2 separate regions of the Homo sapiens genome follow, and region 2 is linked to region 1. Evidence: chromatin loops called from intact Hi-C (ENCODE). Cell type or tissue: PC-3. All regions are shown on one strand. Links, peaks and the distances in the headings refer to the core of each region. The heading gives the core; the rest is flanking DNA. Region 1 overlaps ASB18 (ankyrin repeat and SOCS box containing 18). Region 2 has its middle 22 kb from the start of ASB18.

Region 1 (12,632 bases), core at 2,152-10,151:
AAGTTGCCAGCAGATTCATTGTCTGGTGAGGGCATGTTCTCTGCTTCCAAGATGGCATTGTGTTGCTTCCAAGATGGCATTGTGTTGCTGCATTGTCACATGGCAGAGGAGCAGAAAAAATGGAAGAGGCAAATTTAATCCCTCAAGCCCTTTTATAAGGGCACTAATCCCATCTATGAGGGCCTAATCACTTCCTAATGACCCACCTCTTAATACTATTACATTGGGAATTAAGTTTCAACATGAATTTTGGAGGGACACAAACATTTAAACCATAGCACTTGTCATGTGGACCTCTCTAACATGAAACTTGTTTCATCAAAGTATGCAAGCTGAGAAGACAATAGAGACAATCTGCTTGCAAGATGGAATTTACAATCTTCTGTAATTTATTCACCAAAACAACCTCCTGTCACCTTTGCAATAGTCCATTGGTTAGCGGCAAATCAAAGGTTCTGCCCACGCTCAAGGAGAGGAGAGAAGAGCATGGACACCAGAAGATAGACTTCAGTGGGGGACCATGCTAGATACTGCCTACCATACCATCCTTTCATTTTTTAACTTACCTGAGTCTTTATTTTTTAAGTGGGCTTCTTGTAGGCAGATTATAATTGAGTCTTGCTTTTTTTAATCCAATCTGACAGTCTCTGTTTTTTAACTGGGTGTAGATCATTCACATTTAATGTAATTTTGATATGGTTAGGTTCAAAACAAATGTCTATTTCTTTTCTATTTGGTTCATCTATTATTTGTTCTCTTTATCTTCTTTTCTACCTTTTATTCTGAACATTTTTAATGATTTCATTTTATCTCCTTTTTTGGCTTACTAGATATAACTTTTTGTTGTGTTAAGTGATTTCTTTCTGGTTTATAGTATACATCTTTATTTTATCACACTCTACCCTCAGGTAATACTATTCTACTTCATGTGTAGTATAAAAACTGTATGGCAGTATACTTCCATTTCTCTCCTCCTGGCCTTTGTGCTATTATTGGTAATATACATTTTACTTCTATACAAAAGTCCTGCAATACATTGCTATTATTTTTGTTTAAACAGAGGATTTTCTTTTAAATATATTGAAGTAATAAGAAACAAGTGTTTATGTTTACTCATATAGTTACCATTTCCACTTCCCTTCATTTATTTGTGTAGCTCCAAGATTCCATCTAGTATCATTTTCCTTCTGCTTGAAGTGCTTTCTTTAACATTTCTTGCACTGTATGTCTAATGGTAATGGGTCCTTTCAGTATTTGTATGTTTGAAAAAGTCTTTATTTCACCTGAGTATTTGAAAGGTATTTTTGCTGGGTAGAGCATTATGAGCTGACAGTTTGGTTTTTTATTTTCTTCTTATTTTTTCTGCACTTTAGACCCATAACTCTACTGTCTTCTAACTTAAATTTTTTAAAATGAGAAATCTACTATCCCCTTTTTATCTTCTCAAACAGGTGGAATATAGTTATAACAACTGTTTTAATGGCCCTGCCTACTAATTCTATCACCTGTGTCATTTCTGTGTCACTTATTTATTTATTGTAGAGTTGAGGTCTTGTTTTGCTGCCCAGGGTGGTCTCAAACTCCTAGTTTTATCTTTGTTCTTTTATAGCTAATAAATATCCTTTTATCTGGCTTTAAGATTTTCTCTAATCACTGGTTTTAAGCAATTTGGTTATGAGGTGCTTTGATGTAGTTTTATGTTTCTTTTTATTATTATTATTAAATGGTGTCTCACTCTGTTGCCCAGGCTGGAGTGCAGTGGCATGATCTCAGCTCACTGCAACCTCTGCTTCCCGGATTCACATGATTCTCCTGCCTCAGCCTCCCAGATAGCTGGGATTACAGGTGCATGCCACCACACCAGCTAATTTTTGTATGTTTAGTAGAGCCAGGATTTCACCATGTTGGCCAGGTTAGTCTTGAACCCCTGACCTCAGGTGATCTGCCCACCTTGGCCTCTCAAAGTGCTGGGATTAGAGGTGTGAGCCACCATGCCAGGCAAGTTTTCTTTATGTTTCTTATGCTTGGGATTCATTGAGTATCTTGGATCTGTGGGTTTATATGCTTTTCATCCAATTTGGAAATATTTTGGCAATTATTTCTTCACATTTTTTTTCTATACAACCAGTACTCTCCTTCAGGGACTCCAATTATACATATACTATGCCACTTAAGATTGTTCCACAGTTCACTGATGCTCTGTTCATTTTGCTCAGCCTCTCTCTCTGATTGATTGATTGATCTTCTCTTCTGAAATACCTGATCTGCCATGAACCTTATCCACTATATTTTTATCTCCAACATTGTAGTTTCAATTTCAGAATTCCAATCTTAGGACTTATATTTCTGTATTTTACTTAACATGGTCAGTCTTTCCTCTAGCTTCTCAAACAGGTGGAATATAGTTATAACAAGTGTTTTAATGGCCCTGCCTACTAATTCTATCACCTATGTCATTTCTGTGTCATTTATTTATTTATTGTAGAGTTGGGGTCTTGTTTTGCTGCCCAGGATGGTCTCAAACTCCTAGTTTCAAATGATTCTCCTGCCTCAGCCTCCCAAAGTGCTGGGATTACAGGCATAAGCCACTGCTCCCAGCCTCTGGGTCACTTTTGATTTTTTGGTTTTTTCTCTACATTTCATTGGGTGTTTGATATTTTTGTATTCCTGTCAATATTCTTGATCTCTGCTCTGGAATGTAAAGTTACTTGGAAATAGTTTGATCCTTTTGGGTCTTGCCTTTAAGCTTTATTAATCAGAAGTCAATCGGTGGTTAGTCTAAGGTTAATTTTTTTTTCTGCTACTGAGACAACTCTTTTTGGTACTCTCTCCATACCTAATTATTTATAAGGTTTCACACTTTGGTTGCTGAAACCAGCCACTATTCCTGAACCTGTGCATGTGATGAGCACTGCACCGTTTCTGTCCTAGAAACTTTCTGGTAGAAATCCACCAGCCCACACTCTCAACCTCTATGCACACAAAATATTTGACATATTTCAGTCGGTTCTAATCCTTCCTTTCAGGTGGCTCTTTCCACAGCTTAGGTAGTTTCCTCATGCCCACACACTAATTGGTATTGAGCTGAATAATCAAGGGGGCCCTCTGCAAAGTTCTTTCTGTGTGAAGCTTTCTCCTCTCCAGCACCCTACCCTACAAACTCCAGCTGTCCTGGCATCCCTAGACTTCCAGTGCCGTCTCCTCCACTCAGCTCACCAGGCTCTGCTGGGGTCCCCTTCATAGAACCCTCAGCCTGAGAGCCCAGAGGCCCTTTGGGAGGTTGAGAAATCCAATACTGCCAATCATATTGGGGAGTAAGTTCCAACCTTGTGACACATTTCCATCCTTGGCTACAAGCATTCTCCACTTTCCACCAGGAGGCTTTCTTTCCAACTATTCTTTAGACATGGATTAATTTCTACCTTGCATTCACTTCCAATTTTTGTTCTTGACTCATCTGATAGATGATTTGCTGGGATGTAAAAAGGTATCATCTTGTGAAAAAATTATAGAAATTCCATTTATTTTGAAACACACAGCTCCAAGGTCAACCAATATTGACTCCATTCCTGCAAGCATTCAATCACCAGTTATTGAACCCTGTAAGGGGCTGAGGCTGGGCTGCATTAGACATAGTCCCTGCCCTCAAAATGCTTGCAGTTTCAGGGAAGAGGAAGGTAATGCTATGGCAATGTGTCAAACATTGGACCAGAATATGTCAGATATATTGTATGCATGGAGGTTAAGAATGGGATGCCAGTGGATTTCTACCAGAAAGTTTCTAAGACAGAAAGAAGCATCAGCTTCATTAAAGGACATAAGCCAACCAAATCAATTGCAAAAGTCTTTCTACATACTAAGAAAAGAGGCAAAATTATTCAATTGTGTATTGATTGCATTCAAGTTTGATCACATTTTCATACTATACAATTTTATATCTACACATAGATATTTTACCACATTTGAGGCCCAGGTTGAATTCTAATTCCAACACTTACTAGCTGTGCAACATTGGACAAGTTATTTTTCTATGTCTCTGTGTTCTCACTTGTAAAATAGGGTTGATAATTGAGCCTACTACATAGGATGGTTATGAGAATTAAATGAATTACTATAGCTAATTTGCTTAGAAGAGCACCTAGCATATAGTAAGGAGCAGGTGCTGACTGCAATTGTTGGGGCCTCATGTCTAATCACTGTATTTCTTTTATAGGAATTGAAACTATATTTTACTATTTCAAATTCATTTGGGGGCTTGATGTTTCTTTCCTTTATCTCCATAGTTATTGGTCATTTATGATTTATTTGCTATAATGTCTCTAGTCAAGAACATAACTCCCCATTATAACATGTTCCTATGGAAAATATAACCCATTTGATGATATTCCAAGTCAGGGTATTCACCATTCCTCCCTCCCCGCCTTGCCAAAATGCATGGCTATATTTATTATTCTCTTGTTCAAAATTAAGTTCTTTAAATGCAACATGGTATCCTGTATTAGATCCTAAAACTGAACATGAACATTTGTGGGAAACATGGTAAAATCCAAATAAAGTCAACAGTTTGGTTAATAGTCTTGTACCATTGTTAATTTCTTAGTTTTGACAAATATACCATAATAATATTAGATATTAACTTTAGGGGAAGCTGGGTGAAGCGTATTCAGAAACTCTCTATGCTATCTTTGCAACTCCTCTGAAAATCTAAAATAATTTAAAAATAAAAAGGTTTTTAAAAATCAAGTCTGCTTCATACCTTGGGCCCCAACTCCTCTCCCACTTTAAAGGATCAGAAAAATATTGCTTCTTACTAAGAAATCAGAATGCAGCACCCAATCATAGCACAAAATAAACACAAAATGCTGTGAATCATTGCAACACTGCTGAAGAGACGCCAACAAGCTTACATTTGGACACCATAAGGAGCTGAGGCCATATGCAGACCACCAGAGCTACTCAGCTTACACACTGAACAATAGAATCTAATATCCTGGCTTCCGTTGGTTTTACAAAAATCATACAGGCCCAGGCCATTGTTTAATAAGGACTTTTTAAATGTCTTTTTATTAAAGTGGGGATTTAAAAAATCTCTCTTCTTCTGTCTTCCTCTTCTTCCTCCTCTTTCTTCTTTCTTGTTTCATTTTCTCTTCTCTGTGTCGCTCTATGGGAGTCTTTCCCTTTGGCTGTTTAATTTGACACTCTTGACTTATTTAAATCCAGATTATTGGGGGAAAGTTTAAGATAAGTGATGAATCAACCAGCATTTCAGGCAGAACTCTGTAACAGCTGACTTAGAATCCCTTCAATATCAATGATGATAATGGAATATGCTGGCAGGTCCCATTGAACACCTCTACAATAACACAGCCAACTACCTTGAAGGATAAAAAGTTAATAGATGTCGAAAGGGCCTGAGGTTTTGACCATGGCTTTTCAGCTCTAAAGAGTCCCCCTAAAGTCATACTCTGAGGAGGTCTGGCTTCAGGTAGTATAAACATTATCACTTTGACAAGAAAGAGCTACTTTCTCTGCAATCTTTTTAAACACAGTAGATTTTAGGTCATCCTTAATTTTTTTACCTCACAGTAGAGAGGGGGTCGCTGACCTACATACAGAGCCATTCCATTTTCTGACTCTTGATGACAATGGTCTCCACACCTAGGGACCCCGTTCTGCTCCATCCCCTTTTAGTTGGCAATTCGCCATGGGCACAGGACTTTAAAACCTTTGAGTCTCTGAGTTCCTGGGATTAAAAAAAAAAAATTACCTGTGCTTCCTTCCAACCAGCAAGCTTCAGAATTCAGAATTCAACACACTGAAAGGGATATCAGAGCTTTAATCTAGGAGCCTTTTGAAGAGATTTTCCCAAAAAGAAAAGTTACAGTAAAGTAACTGTGTTCACATTAGCAGCCTGCATGCCAGCCTCGCCCTATTTGTTATCAGATTCCTCTCCTTGACCCTTTTTATTCGAGATAATTAAAATAAGAAAAGAATGTGTTGACGCCCTATTCTTTTTCTTGTCTATAGCTGTCTCGATTTAAACAAAAGTGAGAATGACTTGCTTTCCTCACGGAATTTATTAATGAAAAGCATGCAAGTTTACTTTTTTGTCCCAGGTGTGTTAATTCAACTGAATGAAAAATAAATCATGTGGGCACAGTGGCTCCTGCCTGTAATCCCATCATTTTAGGAGGCCAAGGCTAGAGGATCGCTTGAGCCCAGGAGTTTGAGACCAGCCTGGGCAACATAGTGAGACCCCATCTCTGCAAAAATTAGCAAGGCATGGTGGCACACAACTGTAGTCTCAGCTACTTGGGAGGCTGAGTCTGGAGGATCACTTGAGCCCAGGAAGTCGAGGCTACAGTGAGTCATGATCATGTCACTGCACTGCAACCTGAGTGACAGAGTGAGACTCTGTCTTAAAAAAACAAAAAATAAATTAAAAATGATTCATGAGCTGGAGTTGGATCTATAAAAGCAGCTAATTATCTTATGGGTGGGGGGACCCAGCAGTCTCCACCTAAGAACAGGAAGTTCACCTGCCTGAGATGCCAGGCTCACAGGCATTGATACATAATCCAGAAAACAATACATTCTTTCCACATCCCAGGTGAGTGACTGATTGGTTATTCAAGTAGAGAGAAGAACATGGTCTTGTTTGATAGGACTTTAAGGCATCTTGAGGAATACTGAAGAATGAGATCTCAGAGAAGAATGAGATCTCAGAGAAGAATGAGATGTCAGAGAGAGGCGGCACCCAATAGATGATTTAATATTTGCAGAATGTCACACATTCCTGAGCATGTGCAAATGTCTTATTTCCTCTGAGCCTCTCAGGCCTGCAAGGCATGGTACACAGATTAGAAAACCAAGGCTCAGAGAGAGTCCGTGTTATGCCAGTAAGGTTGCACAGAACGGAAACCAGTAGAGCCAGGACCCAAAGCCAAAGGTTGTGAGAACAATGCTAAAAGATTGCATCTCCTTTGTTAACTGAAGTTTTTTTCCCAAAAACTGTCTGTAATCAGGAAGTAGCTCCACTTATCTCTGGCCACCTCCCTCCAAACATGCTGTGTTACAAGTGTGTCCCCTTCCCTGCCCCTCAATGGCATCCCAGGTACATTCTTCAGCTTTCTGGTCACTTGGCAAGTCCCATTTTAATATCCAAAAGCCAGTCCAGGCCAAATCAAAACTTTACACTCAGGGCAAAAGCCTCGATCAGACACTTTATGAACAACATACAAATGGCCAATAAGCAAATGAAAAGGTGTTCAACATCATTAATCATCAAGGACATGCAAATGAGACCACAAATAAATATTCACCATTTCACATGCATTAGAATGGCTAAAAAAAAAAAAAAAAAAAAAAAAAAAAACCTGACAACACCAAATGTTGACAAGATCAGGGAGCAACTAGAACTTTCATACATAGTTTTGGGTGGGTAAAATGATATCTCTTTGGAAAACTGGCAGTTTCTTACAAAGTTAAATACATACCTACCAGTAATTCCATTTTTAGGTGTTTACCTAAGAAAAATGGGAACATATGTCCCCAGGAAGACTTATACAAAAACGTTCATAGAAGCTTTATTTATAATAGTCAAAAAATAGAAACATGCAAATGTCCATCAATATCAATGGGAAAATGGCTTAAAATTGTGGTATATCCATACAATTGAATATGACTCAGCAATTTAAAAAAAGAATGAATTACTCCATGCAGGCAACAGTATGGATGAATGTGAACAGCATGATGCTGAGCAAAAGAAGCCAGATACAAAAAAGTGGAAAATTTTAGAAAATGCAAAACTAACCCACTGTGAGAAAAATCAGCACAGTGGTTGCCTACGGGGGTTATGACTGACTGGTGGTAAACACAGGAGAAATTCCTGGCAAAATGGAAATATTCTATGTCTTCATTGAGGTATTGGTTACATAGGTATATTCCTTTGTTGAAATTCATTCAATTGTGCTCTTAAGACCTGTGCATTTCTGCGTGTGTACCTCACAGAAGTTATTGTATTAAAATATACATACATACCTACATGCATACAATGTTTCTCTCATCCAGTTTAAAGCTCCCCCCACCTCACCCCTATCCCTGTCTAAGAAGCTAATAGAGTCTTTTCTTTTCCATTTCCTCCTTTTCTTTCCACTCACTCTGATGCTACTGGGTCTTCCTCTTCACCTAGTATATTGGGACCAGGGGATGAGAGAAAGAGAAAGAAATGTTATGCATGCCTTACTGAGGAAGGCACACCAATGAAGCTTCTAGAAAGTCAAATGCTGCTTAGTGGGCATGTGAAGTGTATTAGGCCATTCTTGCACTGCTATAAAGAAATACTTGACACTGTGAAAGTTATAAGAAAAAAAGCTTAATTGGCTCACAGTTCTGCAGGCTGTACAGGAAGCATAATGCTGGGATCTGCTTCTGGGGAGGCCTCAGGAAGCTTTTTACTCATGGCAGAAGGCAAACAGCAAGCAGGCACACCACACAGTGAAAGCAGGAACAGGGATGGGGGGTGTCACACACCTTTTTTTGGAGACGGAGTCTCGCTCTGTCACCCAGGCTGGAGTGCTGTGGCACCATCTCAGCTCACTGCAACCTCCACCTCCAGGGCTCAAGTGAGTCTCCTGCTTCAGCTTCCCAAGTAGCTGGGACTACAGGTGTGCGCCACCACACCCATCTAATTTTTGTATTTTTAGTAGAGATAGGGTTTCACCATGTTGGCCAGGCTGGTCTCAAACTCCTGAACTCAGGTGATCCACATACCTCGGCCTCCCAAAGTGTTGGGATTACAGGCGTGAGCCACCACACCTGGCTGCCACATGCTTTTAAACAGCCAGATCACCCATGAACTCGCTATCGTGAGGAAAGCACCAAGGGGATGGTACTAAACCATTCGTGAGAGACCTACCCCCATGAACCAACCACCTCCCACCAGGCCCCATCCTGCCCCCAGCATTGGGGATTACATTTCAATATGAGATTTCAGCAGTGATAAATATCCAAACTATATCATGGGGCACACAGTGGAGCTGACTGTACAAATCTTGTTCACTAAATCATTTTTCAGTTTGCCAAGTTTCCATTTACAATGGGGAGAGAATTTGCCCAAAATATCATCATCCACTGCAATCATCCCACACTTCAGAAAAACATAAGATGGCTGGCAGCCATTGCTCCAAGGGAAACCGTGATGATAGAAATGGCCAACCAGTTTCTCTTCTCAGTCGCCCTCCTACCCTGAAGGATTTGTCTATTCACATCAGCCATTTCAATTGTAAACATTTATGTCTGATAGTCTCATAGCTTAGCATCCCGGGAGAGAGGGAGAGAAAAGAAAATGCAGAACAGAAAGGGGTAGATGGAAGATCCCCAAAGGAAAGCCTCAGCAGAAGGTCCAGGGAAATAAAGTGGAACCGCTCCTCCATCAAAGTCGTGGAGCTGTGGCTTCCCCGTCCTTCATCGGAGTCAGCTGGGGCATAGAGCCACAGGAGGAAACCTTCCTGCAGCAGCTTCGTTAGAAAACACGGCTCTGTTTTCCTCCCAAGGCTCCCCTGCAACCTTGCCCCCATAGGCTGGCACATGCCCAGCACCCACCCTGGGACCCAGCCTTCAGCTGCAGCCACCCTTCCCCTGGGACATGTCTCTAGCCCATCTGCCTCCGTGTCATCTCTGAGGAGGAAAAGCAGCAGTAACAGTAATTCAACAAGACGAGCTCATAACACCCATTACCCCCACTGAACACACTGTGTAGTGCTCAACCCCTTCTGTCTGTCAGAAGGGATTCCAGGAGCAGTCACATAAGGAGAACAGGAGAGGGAGCTCAGGATTGCCCAAGGACTCCGGTGACTTAAGGAGACAGATGCTGTATTAGTCCGTTTTCACGCTTCTGATAAAGACATACCTGAGACTGGGCAATTTACAAAAGAAAGAGGTTTATTGGACTTACTGTTCCATGTGGCTGGGGAGGTGGAAGGTGAAAGGCAGCAGCAAGAGAGAGAATGAGAACCAAGCAAAAGGGGTTTCCCCTTATCAAACCATCAGATCTCATGAGACTTATTCACTACCAAGAGAACAGTATGAAGGAAACCACCCCCATGATTCAATTATCTCCCACCGGGTCCCTCCCACAACACATGGGAATTATGGGAGTAAAACTCAAGGTGAGATTTGGGTGGGGACACAACCAAACCATATGAGATGTTTAACATTACTAACAAAATGTTCAGAAGCAATGTCCCTTTCCCCACTCACACACAAAAGGTGACGTTTGAGTCTTGAATGCAGCCTTATTTTTAGCAGCTGTTTGTTGTTGTTGTTGTTGTTGTTGCATTGCTCAGTCAGCATCATCTTTTGGTGGTTGTGGAGTCCTTGTATTCACCACTGGATAGTGGGGGCTGGAGTTCATATCCCAAACAGGACACACTGACTGCAAGGCCACCATCCTCTGCCGGGCCCTGCCCTTTAGACCACTGCTTAAACCTCAAAGATGAACTCCTCACCAAAAAGGAGGGAGGATGCCATCTACCGTGCCAGGTAGCTAGGAGGACTGGGTGAGAACCGGTTACTGTGCCACCCCGTAGAATGAGGTCCATGGGTCGCCTTGCCCTGCCTTCAGTGTCCTGTCGGTGAGTCTGTCCAGGAATTCCTGTGGAGTGATAAGAGGAGAAACACTTCTCCTTACCTCGAAAGGAGCATGGCACATGTTCTCTGCTTATTGAATGAATGAAAAGGTCACTCATAACTTGTGGAAAACGCCTAGAACAGAACCTGCCTCAGAGAAGGTGCTTAACAAATAAAACCAGTGGGAAGGGGCAGTGGAGGGGTGTGTGACTGACAGTGGGAAGCCTCATGAAGCAACGAGACCTCTGCTTTGCCACTTCCTGCCTTATGCATGTCACTGGCCTTTTAAGCCTCAATTTCCCCAACTGTAAATTCCACCTACAATGCAAAGTTGTTTCAGGGACTAAAGATAAATAGTTGTTTAAAAAAAAAAAAAAAGGCCAAGTACTGGGGAATCCAAAAGACCTTTCAGTTCAGAACCAGGAGGCAGAGAAGCAGCATTTCCAGGGCTTTGAATAAAGAGGGTGATCAGGAGGCAGGGGAGACGAGAGAGTGGAAGCCTGGACAGGCTCTGGCTGAGAGAAGAGGTATCTGGGCAGAGCATGCAGGGAGCATGGAGGCTTGGCAGGCAGCTGAGACAGGTGGGAGCAGGTGGGTGAGACAGGTGGGTAAAGGAAGGAGGAAACAGTGGGAGAGCCCAGGCTGAGGCCTCCAGGCCTTGTGCCCTGGGAAGGGACTAGGAAAAGCCAGTGCTTTGGGAAGGTGCTGGAGGGTGGATGGGAGGGTGTGCAGGGAGTGGCCAAAGTCCCACATCCCCCCACCCCATAGACATGAATTGGAATGACATTGATTCAACAGTCCTTGATGGGTTCATCTCTATTAACTCCTGCCTTTTGGCTCAAGTTACTTTTTCTTTCTGCTGTTAACCCTGGGCCCCTGTAACAACCTGTCATTGCAGTCATTATCGAAAACAGAGATGAGGCACCCAGAGATTAATGTGTTTGTCCAAGTTGCTTCATATCAGAAGCTGTTGAGACAACATGGTGTCTCCTTAATCCTTGCAAGATAAAGACAAAGTTGTTCTGACATCCTCAGATGGGAATTCTACCCTTAGATCCCAACGGTGACTGTTCTACCCTGACCCCAGGCCTTTCTGACTTTTGCCTTTCTATCAGGACAGCAGGAAACCCACTCACAAAATCTTGCCTTGGAGTAAAAGGCTCAGCCAAGGCTGGGTCCCAGACATAGACCTGCAAAGGCTTCAGGGATGCTTTCCCTACTGAGCTATTTCTTCTTCCACTGGTGGCATTGATACAGAGAAGGCAATGAAATGACAAACAGTAAGCTTTCCCCACTGGGCCATTTCTTCCACTGGTGACGTTGATAGGAGGGATTGAAATGATAGTGTTTCAAGGATGGGCCTGGGTCCTGGGGTCAGGTCTGAGAGGTCCCCACGATTGTTATCACTGAGTAGCTCCCAGCCAGCCCAGGCCTCTCCTCTCCTCACCTTCTCATGGGCATTGCCATACATACGTTCCAAAATGCTGCTTATACCTAAACAGATTGATGGAAATTTCAAGCGTATTCTGGGAACCTGGAAAGCCAAAGGGATATTCTTAGGATCCAGGAGCTGTTGCTGGAGCAGGTGGGGATGGTTTTGTTATTAATAACCTCTGTTGTGGTTCTTGTATCAAACTGCACCTTGACTTATTTTGGATAACTTGAAAAACGCATGCAGGCAAAAAGGAAACAAGCTCCCACTATGCCCATCATCCAGAGATAAACACACATTGCCCTCTAAATTTCTAGGTTTTTTGGCAGGGCACGGTGGCTCATGCCTGTAATCTCAACACTTTGAGAGGCCAAGGTAGGAGGATCACTTAAGCCCAGGAGTTTGAGAGCAGCCTGGGAAACATAGCAAGACCCTGTCAATACAAAAATAAAACAAAAAAAAATTAGCCAAGCATGGGGGCACTCGGCTATAGTCCCAGCTACTTGGGAGACTGAGGCAGGAGGATTGCTGGAGCCCAGAAGTTCAGGGCTGCAGTGAGCCATGATCACGC
Region 2 (12,632 bases), core at 2,023-10,022, 61 kb before region 1:
CTATATATCAATTGTGACGGTGGGTACATGACAACATGCATTTGTCAAAACTCTAACCTTACACTTAAATGAGGGAATTTTATTGCATGTCAATTATAGCTCAATAAAGTTGTGGGTTTTTTATTTTTTATTTTTTTGAGATGGAGTCTCACTCTGTTGCCCAGGTTGGAGTGCAGTGGCGCTATCTAGGCTCACTGCAACCTCTGCCCCCTGGGTACAAGCGACTCTCCTGCCTCAGCCTCCCAAGTATCTGGGATTACAGGTGCCCCCACCACACCCAGCTAATTTAAGCCGCCCAAAGTGCTGGGATTACAGGCATGAGCCACCGTGCCTGGCCATAAAGTTTAAAAAAAAAAAAAATACTTTGCAATGTTTCCTTTTGTGCAAGGTGACCCATGTACTTTCTCTGGTTTTGTGCAAATCATCCTATGGAAACCCGAGTTTGCTCACTGCATTTTTGTGATCCCTTCCAGTGGTGATTTGGCAACTAGTGTAGACCAGTGTGTTCAGTAGGATAGCTTCCAGGCAAGGAAGTGCTGCAAAGACCCTAATGCAACCAGATCAAGGGATAATGCCCCACTGTGGCTCATGGCTCTCCGTCAGCCCACACCTCCTCTTTCCCGGCACTCCCCAAGGCTGTGTCCATGGCAGCCAACCTGCCTCCCTATTTCTTTCTCACTAGTCACCCCTTGTCTTCTTGTCCCAGGTGCCTCATCCTTGGCTTTGTCTCTTCTCTATCCACAGTCACCCTCTGTATAGCATCATCTCACCAAAAGGTCTCAAATGCCATCTAAATGCTGATGGCTCCCAAATTTCTGTCTTCCAGCTGGACCTTTTCCTCAAACTAAAAATAGTGGAGTGTTTCCAACTGCCTACTCAACCCCTGCCTTGGATATATAATGATGAACTCCAACTTTAAAAGTCCAAATTTGATGCCCTGGGTTTACCCACTGATGCCTGTTTCCCCCCAAGCCTTCCCCACCCCAGTCATGGACACTCCAAGCTCTGGTGGCTCAGCCCAAAAGCCTAGAGTCACCCTGGGCTCCTCCTCCTCTCACATCCACATCTGATCCATCAGGAAATCCTGACTCCTCTATCTTTAAAATATTTTCAGTTTCCAAATTCCTCTTATGCCATCCACTGCTACTGCCCTGGTCCAAGCCACCAACTCTCACCTGAACTGTTGCAGTAGCTCCCTAAGTGTCTCCCTGGTCCCACCCCTGCCCCCTGTAGTCCACCCTCAGATCCTTTCAGCAACCAAGGCAGGTGAGTGTCCTCTGCTCCAGACCTCCAGTAGCCTCCCACCTCCCCCAGCAGAAAAGCCAACCTCCTCATAATGACCTTTAAGCCCCTCCGTGACTTAGCCACCCTTCATCTCACTGCCCTCCAGCCCAGTGAAACTCCTGGCTGTTCCTCAAACACAGCTAGCACTTTCCTTGCCCAGGGGTCTTTGCACCTGCTGTCCCCTTGTCCTGGAACACTCTTCCACCCACCCCTCAGTATCTGCATGGCTCCTTCCTCTCTTCCCTTGGTGTTTGCTCAGATGTCGCCTTATCCAAGGAGGCGTCCAGATCACGCCACATCAAAAAGCAGCCACCCTTCACCCCTAGTGCTCCTCATCTTTATTTTCCTTCAAGGCACTTTGTGGCCTCCAAGGTGTTTATTTGTTCACTGTCGCCCATTGGAGCATGGGGACCTTTTCTCTTGTTCACTCCTGTGACCCTGGTGCCTGGAACAGGGGATTACTAACTGAGTTCCTGAATTAACCAGTGTGTGCTCAGCCCCCTCTTCACCCTTCCCCTGCTTCTGCCGGGCTTTTGCCTCCCTAGGAAGCCCCCCGTCTGCCTCATACACCACTCTCGAGCAGGTTCAATGTCACCCCTTCCACGAAGTCCTCAGAATACATTCCAAACTCACAATCATCTTTTTTTTCTTATGAACTCCTCCATCACTTACATATCATGTCTACCATCCTTGCCTTTGACATCATGCATTAAAATGTTCTCTAGACTTAGGACTGGCTGTCAGTCATATTATAAAGCCTCAGCAAGAGGGATTATGTGGTTTTAATGTTTCTATCCTGTGCCCTCTTACAGAGTCTGGAACTGAAAAGACATTAAGCACACACTTGATAACTCTCTATTTTGCCCCAACGTCCACACTTGAGGGGTCCCAAACTCAGGAGTAGTGGGCCACTCAGGGAGCGCTACCCTCAGCAGTGGGTGACCCAACTCCCTACAACCCCAGGCAGTCTGGAAGGTACCAGGAGAGTGAGCCCCTCTTCCTCCTGAGCACATATTTCCCCCACCCCAATAGTGGCTTTGTCCCACTGGTGGAACAGGTGAGGGAAGGGGATTACCACTGCAGGACAAATGAGGCTCGCAGCTCATCTGCCAGAGGGAGAGCAGCAGCTCTGCAGAAGCACAGGTTCCCAAACATGCAGGCTGGTCCTGCAGATCCGAGTGAAACCAGCATCCCCTCCCCTCCTACCTGGGTTCCCTCCCTCCATCCTACCCAGCTTTCCCCTCAAGCCATCTGCGCCACTGACAGGGGATTGGAATGGGCTGCATTTCCCTGCCCAGCTGGGCTCGGACATCCCCTTCCTCGGCTGTCACAGAGGGAATGTCTGGCATCCTGTGTAAATTTGTTTGGTGCCTGGAAGCTCTTCTTGGTGATAACTGGGCTTCTAATTGATTCTAGACATGGGGGCAACTGGACTCTCCCATGCTCTACTCCAGCCGTCCTTCACAGGGCAGGGACTTGGGCGGGCTACATGAAGAATCAGTCACAGCCAAAGGACACAACCCACCTCCAGCAATGGCCACCTCTCAAAGAAGGCACAGCCAGGTCAGGATGGCAAGCGGCCAGCTTGCTATTTTCTTTACCATTTAGAAGGCAAGAAACCTAGGAACGGCTGCATGGCCTTCGGAACTCTTCAGTAGAAACGACAGATGATTCTGATTGTTGACTTGTGGTTACTTCCCCTCCACCCTCCTCCTTCTCACCACCAACAGAGAGGGAGCTTCGAACCAGAATACATTTGAATGGCAAAATAATTTATGCTTAATTAGGGTGCTGGATTTAAAATTAGAAGTGTAAATGCATAATCACATGGATTGTTTAATCTCATTGTTTTGCCACTCATTAGCCACTCTTTAAGAGATCTGTGACACAGGAGCCTTCTCTCTACCCCCAGGTTATCCTTTCCTCTCCTTCCTAGAAATTATGCCAGATTCACCTTCCTAAAACAGCACCTGGTCATTTCACAAGCTTTCTCCAAGAAATTATATAGTTGCTCATGAACAGTTGATCCCTGGTGTTCAGGACCCTCCCTGCTGCCCCAGCCCCTTCCATCTCACCCATCTCACCCATGCCCTCCTCTCCTGCTGGCCTGGTCTACACACCTGTTGGTGCTTCCATATCATATCCCTTTGCTCACCCACCTCCCTCCAACCAGGAAAACATTCTACCTTCCAAAATTATGCCCATCCCTTGGATTCCAGTGCAAAAGCCACCCGCCCATGAGTTCCCTGGTTACTGTAGCAAGAAGTTGCCTCCCCACCACCACCACTTATTGCCCAGGCTGATCAAGTTCCTTATTTTATGTTCTTGTCTCCCCACTTCTTTTGGCTAGATGCCCCTAGAGACCATGAACCTTGTTCTGCAAGCCTAGCACAGAGACTTACTAGAATAATTCTTCAGGATTGAGGACAACTGAAAGATAGACCATGTCTCTCCTTAACCCTTCGTGATAGATCAGAGAATAAGACATGTGACAGGCTCATAGCAGGAAGCATCCCTTACTGCAGGTGCCACTAACACTCATGGTCTCTCCATGCTACCCACCCATTTTCCCTTTGCTCCTAATCAGCTACCTCTCTGATATGGTTTGGCTGTGTCCCCACCCAAATCTCATTTTGAATTGTAGTTCCCATAACCCCCATGTGTTGTGGGAGGGACCCAGTGGGAGGTAATTTAATCAGGGAGGGGCTGTTACCCTCATGCTGTCCTCATGATAGTGAGTGAGTTCTCACGAGATCTGATGGTTTTATAAGGGGCTTTTCCCTCTTTGCTCAGCACTTCCCCTTTCTGCCATCATGTGAACAGGGATGTGCTTGCTTCCCTTTCCACTATGATTGTAAGTTTCCTGAGGCCTCCCCAGCCCTGCAGAGTTGTGAATCAATTACACCTCTTTCCTTTATAAATTACCCAGGCTTGGGTATGTCTTTATTAGCAGTGTGAGAACAGACTAATATACTCTCCCACTAACCACAACAGCCATTTCTAACATTTACTGCTGCGCAAGCTCTGTGTCCAACCATCTCTGCCTCTCTCTCAGCAAATGATTCTGACTCTTATTTTATTAAAAGAAAAGATACCACTAAACTTCCTCTCTCACTAATCTGGACTCCCAAGACAAACTGACATCTGTCTGTCCATCCTTCTTCCCTCCTGAACCAGTGGGTGTGTTCCTGCTTCAGCTGGAGGTGGGGCCCCTAACTCTCTGTGATCATCAGCCTTTCGGCTCTATCATTTTCTTCCTCTGGCTGCAGTACCTTCCATATAATGAAGTTTCTCTCTGTACACTTTTACTTTTTGGGATACAAGCATTCTCAAAGCTCTGCAGTCCCACACAATGACAGGTCCATCCTTTTCCCTTCAAACCCTGTCTCCTTGTGACAGTGGACACTCAGTCTTCTCTTCCCTCTGGTCCAATTCTCAGCAAGGCGCAGCCTGCCTTCTGCCCCTGGGGTTTGACCAAAATGGTTTCACCTCATCGTCTGTCCTTCTGCACTGCTCTGTGCCACTCAACACCGCTGATGACTCCCTGGCCTCAGCATCCCGCTCTGCCCTGGGTTCCGTGCTGATCCCCACTTCTCTGGTCATCCCCTCACACTTCTGTGCGTGCTCTCCTTCTCCTCCATGCCCCTGGGTGTTGGAGTGCTGGGGTTCTGTCCTTAGCTGCTTTTCTCTCTCATTCTCTGGGTTTCCTGGGTGACCTCCTTCAAGAATATCATCTGTTGATGACCCTGTATTTGTTCTCCTGGTCCAGAATCCTCCCAGACATGAACATCTTACCACACCCAAGAAATCTCCATCTATATGTCCTGCAGGTCTACAAGTGCGACAAGTTCAAAGTTGTTCCATCATTTCCCCTCTCAGAACAGTTCTCCTCTTCTGGGTGTTTCCGCCTGCCCTTAACCCCACAGGCACACAGCCCTGTGGCTCTTAATGCCTCTCCCTCACCGTCGTTTCAGACTCTCCAGTCATTGCTCATCTCCCTACAGGGAAGCATGACTCAGCTGGCCTCCTGTCCCAGATAATGTCCCATTAATCCATTCTCCACAGCCCAAGGGAAGCCCACACCACCAGCAGTTAGCCATGTGCACAGAGCCAGAACCAGAGAGCCAGCGACATGAAGCAGATGTCACATGACTCCTGGTCAAGGTGGCCTCAAGCTGCTGCCTCACAGGACAGAGGATTTAGCCTGTGGCTCTTTACTCTTTGGAGGCCAGGGGGCTCTCCCATGGACAGGATTTAGGAGGCCCACAATAGCATTTGCCCCTCTTGCCTTTTGCTGACAAACCCCCTTCTGACTCACCCTTCCTGGGTGCATTGATTCATTGCGTCATCTCAGAGTCAAGACTTACGGACCTGAAAACCATTCCCTCTCTTTTTACATTTTTATGTAAACTATATATAAATTACATCTGTAGTGTACTGTCTTATAAAATAAATAGATGCTCATTATAGAAAAAATATAATACAGATAAGTCAACAGAAAAAAATGAAAGGCATCCTTCAACTCTTTTCTGTAAATAAATACATATTTTTTACAAATATGGATCATAATATGCATTTGGTTTTGAAACCAAACGTGCACTTAACAATAAACTGTAAACAAATTTCCATGCCATTAAATATTCTACCAACACAGCATTTGTATGGCCACATAGAACTCCAATGAATCAATGTACCATCATTTACTTAGCCAATTCCCCATCGTTGGATATTTGGGTTGTTTCCAATTTAAAGGGGTTTAGTAAGCGGCCCCTCCCAGGGAAACATTCCCCCTATGGGAATCGCTTGCAATCTTCCAAATGACAGTTTTTCAGCTCCAACAGTCTTGAGATCTAATATCCACCGAGGACTCTTTCTAGTCCATCTCTTCTAGTCCATTAGTCTGTTAATTCCCACACTCATACCACACTTCTAATCACTGTCACTTTGTACCTTCTAGGACGTCCCCAATCTTTTACTCACTCCTCAAAGTTTTCTAAAGTAGCCTCATAATTGTATTCTTTAATTTTTAAAAAAATAGCTTTCAGTATGGTTACAAAAATAAGACCATTTTGTTGTAAAAAACTGAGAACACACAAATAAAAATTGTAAACACTCATTTAGAAATAACCATGGTTAATATTTGGAATCTTCCATCTTTCTCTAAGCAAATTTTAAACATACTTTACCAAAAATGAAATCATGTCATGCCATACATTCCGTCCTGCAGAAACTTTACGTCCGCCAGAAATGTACAGAAACGCCCCTTTCCTACAGGCTTCCCAGCATATACACACACATTTTCAAAGTTTTATCAATTTAATATTTTAGTTGGCATTTCTTTGAATATCAGTGAGATTAAACATCACTTTCAGGAATTTACTGGCATTTTGACTTCTTTCTTGTGAATTGGCTGTAACTGTCATTGGTCCCTTTTGCCATCAGAGATGTGGAAGTGTCCTTATTGAATATTAAGAAGCCCTTGACATGCGAAGTTTTGACCCTCTGTCACATTTCTCACAGGTGCCCTTTCCACTTAATTTTTAAGGCTTTTTGGTATTTGGAAGTTTAAAATTGCTTGTGTGGGCAAATCTATCTTCAATATTCTACCTTTGTCTTGAAGTTTAGGAAGCCCTTCTTCACCCCAAGGAAATAAAAATGTGTATCTACATTCTCCTTTAGTGGTGGTATGATTTCATTTTCATTGTTTAAATTTTTAAATCATCTGGGATTTCTTTTGGTGCATGGGATGACAGATTTAACTTGTATTTTTTCAGTTATGCCAACTGCATTTGTTGACAATCCTTCCTAGAATCATGACTTTAAATGTCACTCTTTTTGTTCGGGCTGCTACAAAACAACACCTGCAACTGGGTAGTTAAAAAACAACATAATTTTGTTTCTCACAGTTCTGGAGGCTGAGAGTCCAGGATCGAGAGGCTGGCAGATTCATTGTTGAGGGTCTGGTCTCCATGTTCAAGATGGCGTCTTGATGCTGCATCCTCTGTTGGGGAGAAACGCTGTGTCCTCACATAGCAGAAGGTGGAAGGACAAAAAGGGCTAAATACTGCATGAAGCCTCTTTTATAAGGGCCTTAAATCCCATTCATGAGGAAGGAGCCCTCGCGGCCTAATCACTCTTACAGGCCCCACCTCTTAAAGCCATCACATTGCGAACACTTGAATTTTGGAGGGGACACATTCAAACCATCACAGCCACTATTTCATATTCTAAACCTATTTATTAGTTCTGTTTCTGAATTTAGTATTCTTCTCTTCATCTTGCAAACATTCTTTTGCCACTACCACACTTTAAGAATTATTGCAGCTTCATAACATATTTTGTCGTTTGGCAAGGCAGATTTTCTTCCAAAATTCTTTTATTGTATTTATTGGACATTGTTATGAATTTATTTTCCCAGGATCCCTCCTTCCACAACTTGCCCAATTTTCTAACTTCGCTGGTATATAGAAAAGCCATTAATTCTATCATTTAAGGAAAGCAATAGGCTAGCTTACCAAACACTTTTATAAGCTCTAATTAATGTTTCTCAATTGATTTGCTTGGATTTTCTAAATAGATAGCTATAACATTTGCAGATAATGATCAATCATTCTGATTTTCCTTTAAGATATTTATCATTCCTGTTTCTTTTTCCTGTCCTATCACAATGGCTAAAACTTCTCAAAGAGTGTAGAATACTGTTAGGGGTCCCCTTGACTACATGCTTCCACATGGTAAAGGTTGCATTTCTGTGATGCTCCTGACCTTCCTCTAATTCTCATATTTTTCTTCTTGGGAGCATTTGTTTGGGAGAAAGAATTTGCCTGCATGGCTTAGCCTTTTCTAGATTCTCTTTGAATCTGCCATCTGAGAAGGCAGCGTTGTCTGGTTTTCTCTGCTTCCTGAAAGAGCCAGTCCTAGCTGGGTGTGGGTGGAGAGAGTCAGAGCTGCCAGTGACTGTGGTATATTGTCTAATTCAGGGACTGCTGGCAAGCTCCTCTGGCTTCAGATCTAAAGCCACATGCTGCAGTTGGCTTTATCAGTAATGAAGCTGACATTTTGACCCATGTGTCTGATGACTCCTCTCAATTGATTTCACACTGAGACAGGGAAGAAGTGGTGATAGTGAGCTTGCTTGTTTTGCTCTTGACCATAGTAAAAATCAGCATTAAATATGATGTTGGTTGTTACCTTTGGACAGATAATCTCTACCATGTAAGAAAGTATCCTTTAATTCTAGCTTACTAGTTTTAATAAGAAATGGATATTTAATGGTATTCAATGTTATTGTATCATCTATTGAGACACAATCGTATTTTATCATATTTTTTTATTTTTTCTCATACTATGCCAAAGGATGGTAAAATATGTTAATAGTATTTTTAAAGCTAAACAAATTTTGCAATCCTACAATAAACTATTTGATCACATGTATTATTCTTTGAGCACTTTCCTGGATTTGATTTGTTGCTATTCTACATACAATTTTTTATCTCTTTTTATGTCAACAGTTTTTGGGGTACAGGTGTAATCAAAGTTTTTGATTACATGGATAAGCTCTTTAGTGGTGAATTCTGAGATTTTAGTGCACCCATCACCTGAAGTGTACACTGTACCCAATATACAGGCTTTTATACCTCACCTCCCCAATATTCCCCCCCGAGTACCCAAAGTCCATTATATCACTTTTATGCCTTTCCATCCGCATAACTTAGCTCCCACTTACAACTAAGAACATACAATATTTGGGTTTTCATTCGTGAGTTACTTCACTTAGAATAATGGCTTCCAGGCCAGGTGCAGTGGCCCACGCCTGTGATCCCAGCACTTTGGGAGGCCAAGGCAGGTGGGTCACTTGAGGTCAGGAGTTCGAGACCAGCCTGGCCAACATGGTGAAACCCCTGTCTCTACTAAAAATACAAAAATTAGCTGGGTGTGGTGGCACATGTAATCCCAGCTACTTCGGAGGCTGAGGCACGAGAATCCCTTGAACCTGGGAGGTGAAGGTTGCAGTGATCCGAGATCACAACACTGCACTCCAGCCTGGGCAATAGAGTGAAACTCTGCCTCAAAAATATAATAATAGTAATAATAATGGCTTCCAGCTCCATCCAAGTTGCTACAAAAGACATTATTCATTATTTCATTGCTTTTTATGGCTTAGTAGTATTCCATGGTGTATATATACTACATTTTCTTTATATACTTGTGGATCAATGGGCACTCAGGTTAGTTCCATATCTTTGCAGCTGTGAATTGTGCTGCTATAAAACATTCAGTGCATGTTTCTTTTTCATATAATGACTTCTTTTTCTTTGAGTAGATATCCAGGAGTGGGACTGCTGGATCAAATGGCAGTTCTACTTCTAGTTTTTTAAGGAAACTCCATGCTATTTTCCATCATGGTTGTACTAATGTACATCCCCACCAACAGTGTAAAAGTGTTTCCTTTTCACCACATTCATGCCAACATCTATCGTTTTTTGACTTTTTAATTATGGCCATTCTTGCTGGAGTAAGGTTGAATCTCATTATAGTTTTATTTTGCATTTCCCTGATGATTAGTGATGTTAAGCATTTTGTCATGTTTGTTGGTCATTTGTATATCTTCTTTTGAGAAATGTCTATTCATGAACTTTGCCCACTTTTTGATAGGATTATTTGCTTTTTTATTGCTAATTTGATTTCCTTGTAGATTCTGGATACTAGCCCTTTGTCAGATGCATAGTTTGTGACTACTTTTTCCCACTCTGTGAGTTGTCTGTTTACTCTGCTGATTATTTCTTTTGCTATGCAGACATTTTTTAGTTAAATTAGGTCCCATTTATTTATTTTTAGTTTTGTGGCATTTGCTTTTGGGGTCTTAGTCATGAATTCTTTGCCTAAGCCAATATCCAGAAGAGTTTTCCCGATGTTATCCTCTAGAATTTTTATGGTTTTAGGTCTTAGATTTAAGTCTTTGATCCATCTTGAGTTGACTTTTGTATAAGGTAAGAGATGGAGGTCCAGTTTCATTCTTCTGCACATGATTTGCCAGTTTTCCCAGCACTATTTATTGAATAGTGTGTCCTTTCCCCAATTTATGTTTTGCATGTTTTGTTGAAGATCAGTTAGCTGTTAAGTATTTGGCTTTATTTCAAGGTTCTCTATTCTGTTCCATTGGTCTACATTCCTATTTTTATACCAGTGCCATGTTGTTTTGGTAACTATAGCTTTGTAGTATAAGTTGGGTAATGTGATGCCACCAGATTTTTCCTTTTTGCTTAGTATTGCTTTGGCTATGCAGGCTCTTTTTTTGGTTCCATGTGAATTTTAGGATTGTTTTTTCTAGTTCTGTGAAAAATGATGATGGCATTTTTGTGGGAATTGCACTGAATTTGTAAATTGCTTTGGGAAGTATGGTCATTTCTCCATTCATGAGCCTGGGATATGTTTCTATTTATTTGTGTCATCTATTTCTTTCAGCAGTGTTTTGTAGTTTTTCTTGCAGAGATCTTTTACCTTCTTGGTTAAGTATACTCCTAGATTTTTTTTTTTGCAGTTATTGTAAAAAAGATTGGGCTCTTGATTTGATTCTCAGCTTGGCTGTTATTCGTGTATAGCAGTACTACTGATTTGGGTACATTGATTTTGTAACCTGCGACTTTACTGAATTTGTTTATCAGATCTAGGAACTTTTAGGATGAGTCTTTAGGGTTTTCTAGGTATATGATCATATCATCAGTAAACAGTGACAGTTTCACTTCCTCTTTCCCAATTGTGATACCCTTTATTTCTTTCTCTTGTCTGATTGCTCTGGCTGGTACTCCCAGTACTCTGTTGAATAGAAGTGGTGAAAGTGGGCATCCGTGTCTTGTTCCAATTCTCATGGGGAATGCTTTCAACTTTTCCCTGTTCAGTATGATGTTGGCTGTCAGTTTGTCATGAATGGCTTTTATTACTTTGAGGTAAATCCCTTCTATGTCTATTTTTTTAGGGTTTTTATCATAAAGTGATGCTGGATTTTGTCAAATGCTTTTTCTGCATCTATTGAAATAATCATATGTTTTTTTATTCTATTTATGTGATATATCACATTTATTGACTTGTGTATGTTAAACCATCCCTACATCCCCAGTATAAAACCCACTCAATCATGATGTATTGTCTTTTTGACGTGCTACTGTATTTGGTTAGCCAGTATTTTGTTGAGGAGTTTCACATCTATGTTCATTGAGGATATTGGTCTGTAGTTTTCTTTTTTTGTTATGTGCTTTACTGGTTTTGGTATTAGGGTGATACTGGCTTCACAGAATGATTTAGGGAGGATTCCCTCTCTCTATCTTTTGGAATAGTTTCAGAAGGATTTCAATGGATTCAGGAGAATACCAATTTTTCTTTGATTGTCTCTAGAATTCAGCTGTGAATCCATCTGGTCCTGGATTGTTTTGTTGTTGGCAAGTTTTTTTGATTACTGATTCAATCTTGCTGCTTGTTATTGGTCTGTTCAGGTTTTCTGTTTCTTCCTGATTTAATCTAGGAGAGTTGTATGCTTCCAGGAATTTATCCATTTTCTCTAGATGTTCTAGTTTTTTTATATACAATTTTTGCAATTATATTTGTAATTGATGTTACTCTGGCTTTGTTTGCTGTTGTTCCTGATGGCTATTATGTTTGTTGTGTTTTATTTTGTCTTTTTCTAAATATTTATTTGACAATATTTTTAATTTCCTCAACAAAATTGATAGACTTTGGCTTTCTACCTTTTCACTATTTCTTTTTTTTTTTTCTTTTTTTTTTTTTTTTTTTTTTTGAGATGGAGTCTCGCTCTGTTGCCCAGGCTGGAGTGCAATGGCACGATCTCGGTTCACTGCAAGCTCAGCCTCCCGGGTTCACACCATTCTCCTGCCTCAGCCTCCCCCATTATTTCATTTTTGTTTCTTTTTATTTTCCTGAAAAATTATCCATTTCATTAACACTTTCAAGTGAATTAAAATATATTTTTTTAAATATTAAAAATTTTACTATCTAGTTTTAGCTTCCTTTCCCAAACGCTATGTATCTGTGCTCATTCTCTTTTTTTTTTTTAATTGACCTTGGTAGAGGTTTTTTTTTACATTTTCTTTTTTAAAAGATATTTAGTTTTTCAATCATTTGAACTATTTTTCTATTTATTTCCTTCATTTCTAAATTTGTTAGTTCTATATTCTTGCCTTTTTAGTTTTATTTTTATATTATTTTCTCTGTTGTAAAAGTGCTTAGTTCTTTTATTTCCCTTCTTTCCTTGTTTCATAATAAAGACATTTAAGGCTACAAATTTTCTTCTGAAGACAACTTTGGCTACCTTCCACAAATTTTTTGATGTACTC

Evidence for each region. Peaks named below come from ENCODE experiments on the same cell type or tissue, not always from the same donor. Only the 100,000 strongest peaks of a DNase experiment are listed, where the experiment ranks them.
Region 2: it touches region 1 in a loop (4-fold over the local background); 2 of 110 quality-filtered maps call a loop at or near these places.

The regions. Positions count from the first base shown.
Region 1 is chr2:236,218,929-236,231,560 of GRCh38, reverse strand. The region is part of intron 3 of ASB18 (ankyrin repeat and SOCS box containing 18); the gene reads left to right. LOC124908000 (a long non-coding RNA gene) reads right to left here. Exons shown (of 2, transcript XR_007088137.1): 2 at 9,925-10,654. Among named protein-coding and RNA genes, the nearest start is that of ASB18, 39 kb to the left of the region's middle. In PC-3, for the core only: no CTCF peak of the experiment used is centred there; no DNase peak of the experiment used is centred there.
Region 2 is chr2:236,280,031-236,292,662 of GRCh38, reverse strand. No RefSeq gene overlaps it. Among named protein-coding and RNA genes, the nearest start is that of ASB18, 22 kb to the right of the region's middle. In PC-3, for the core only: no CTCF peak of the experiment used is centred there; DNase peaks (open chromatin) are centred at 5,282 and 5,582; H3K27ac peaks cover 3,740 bases.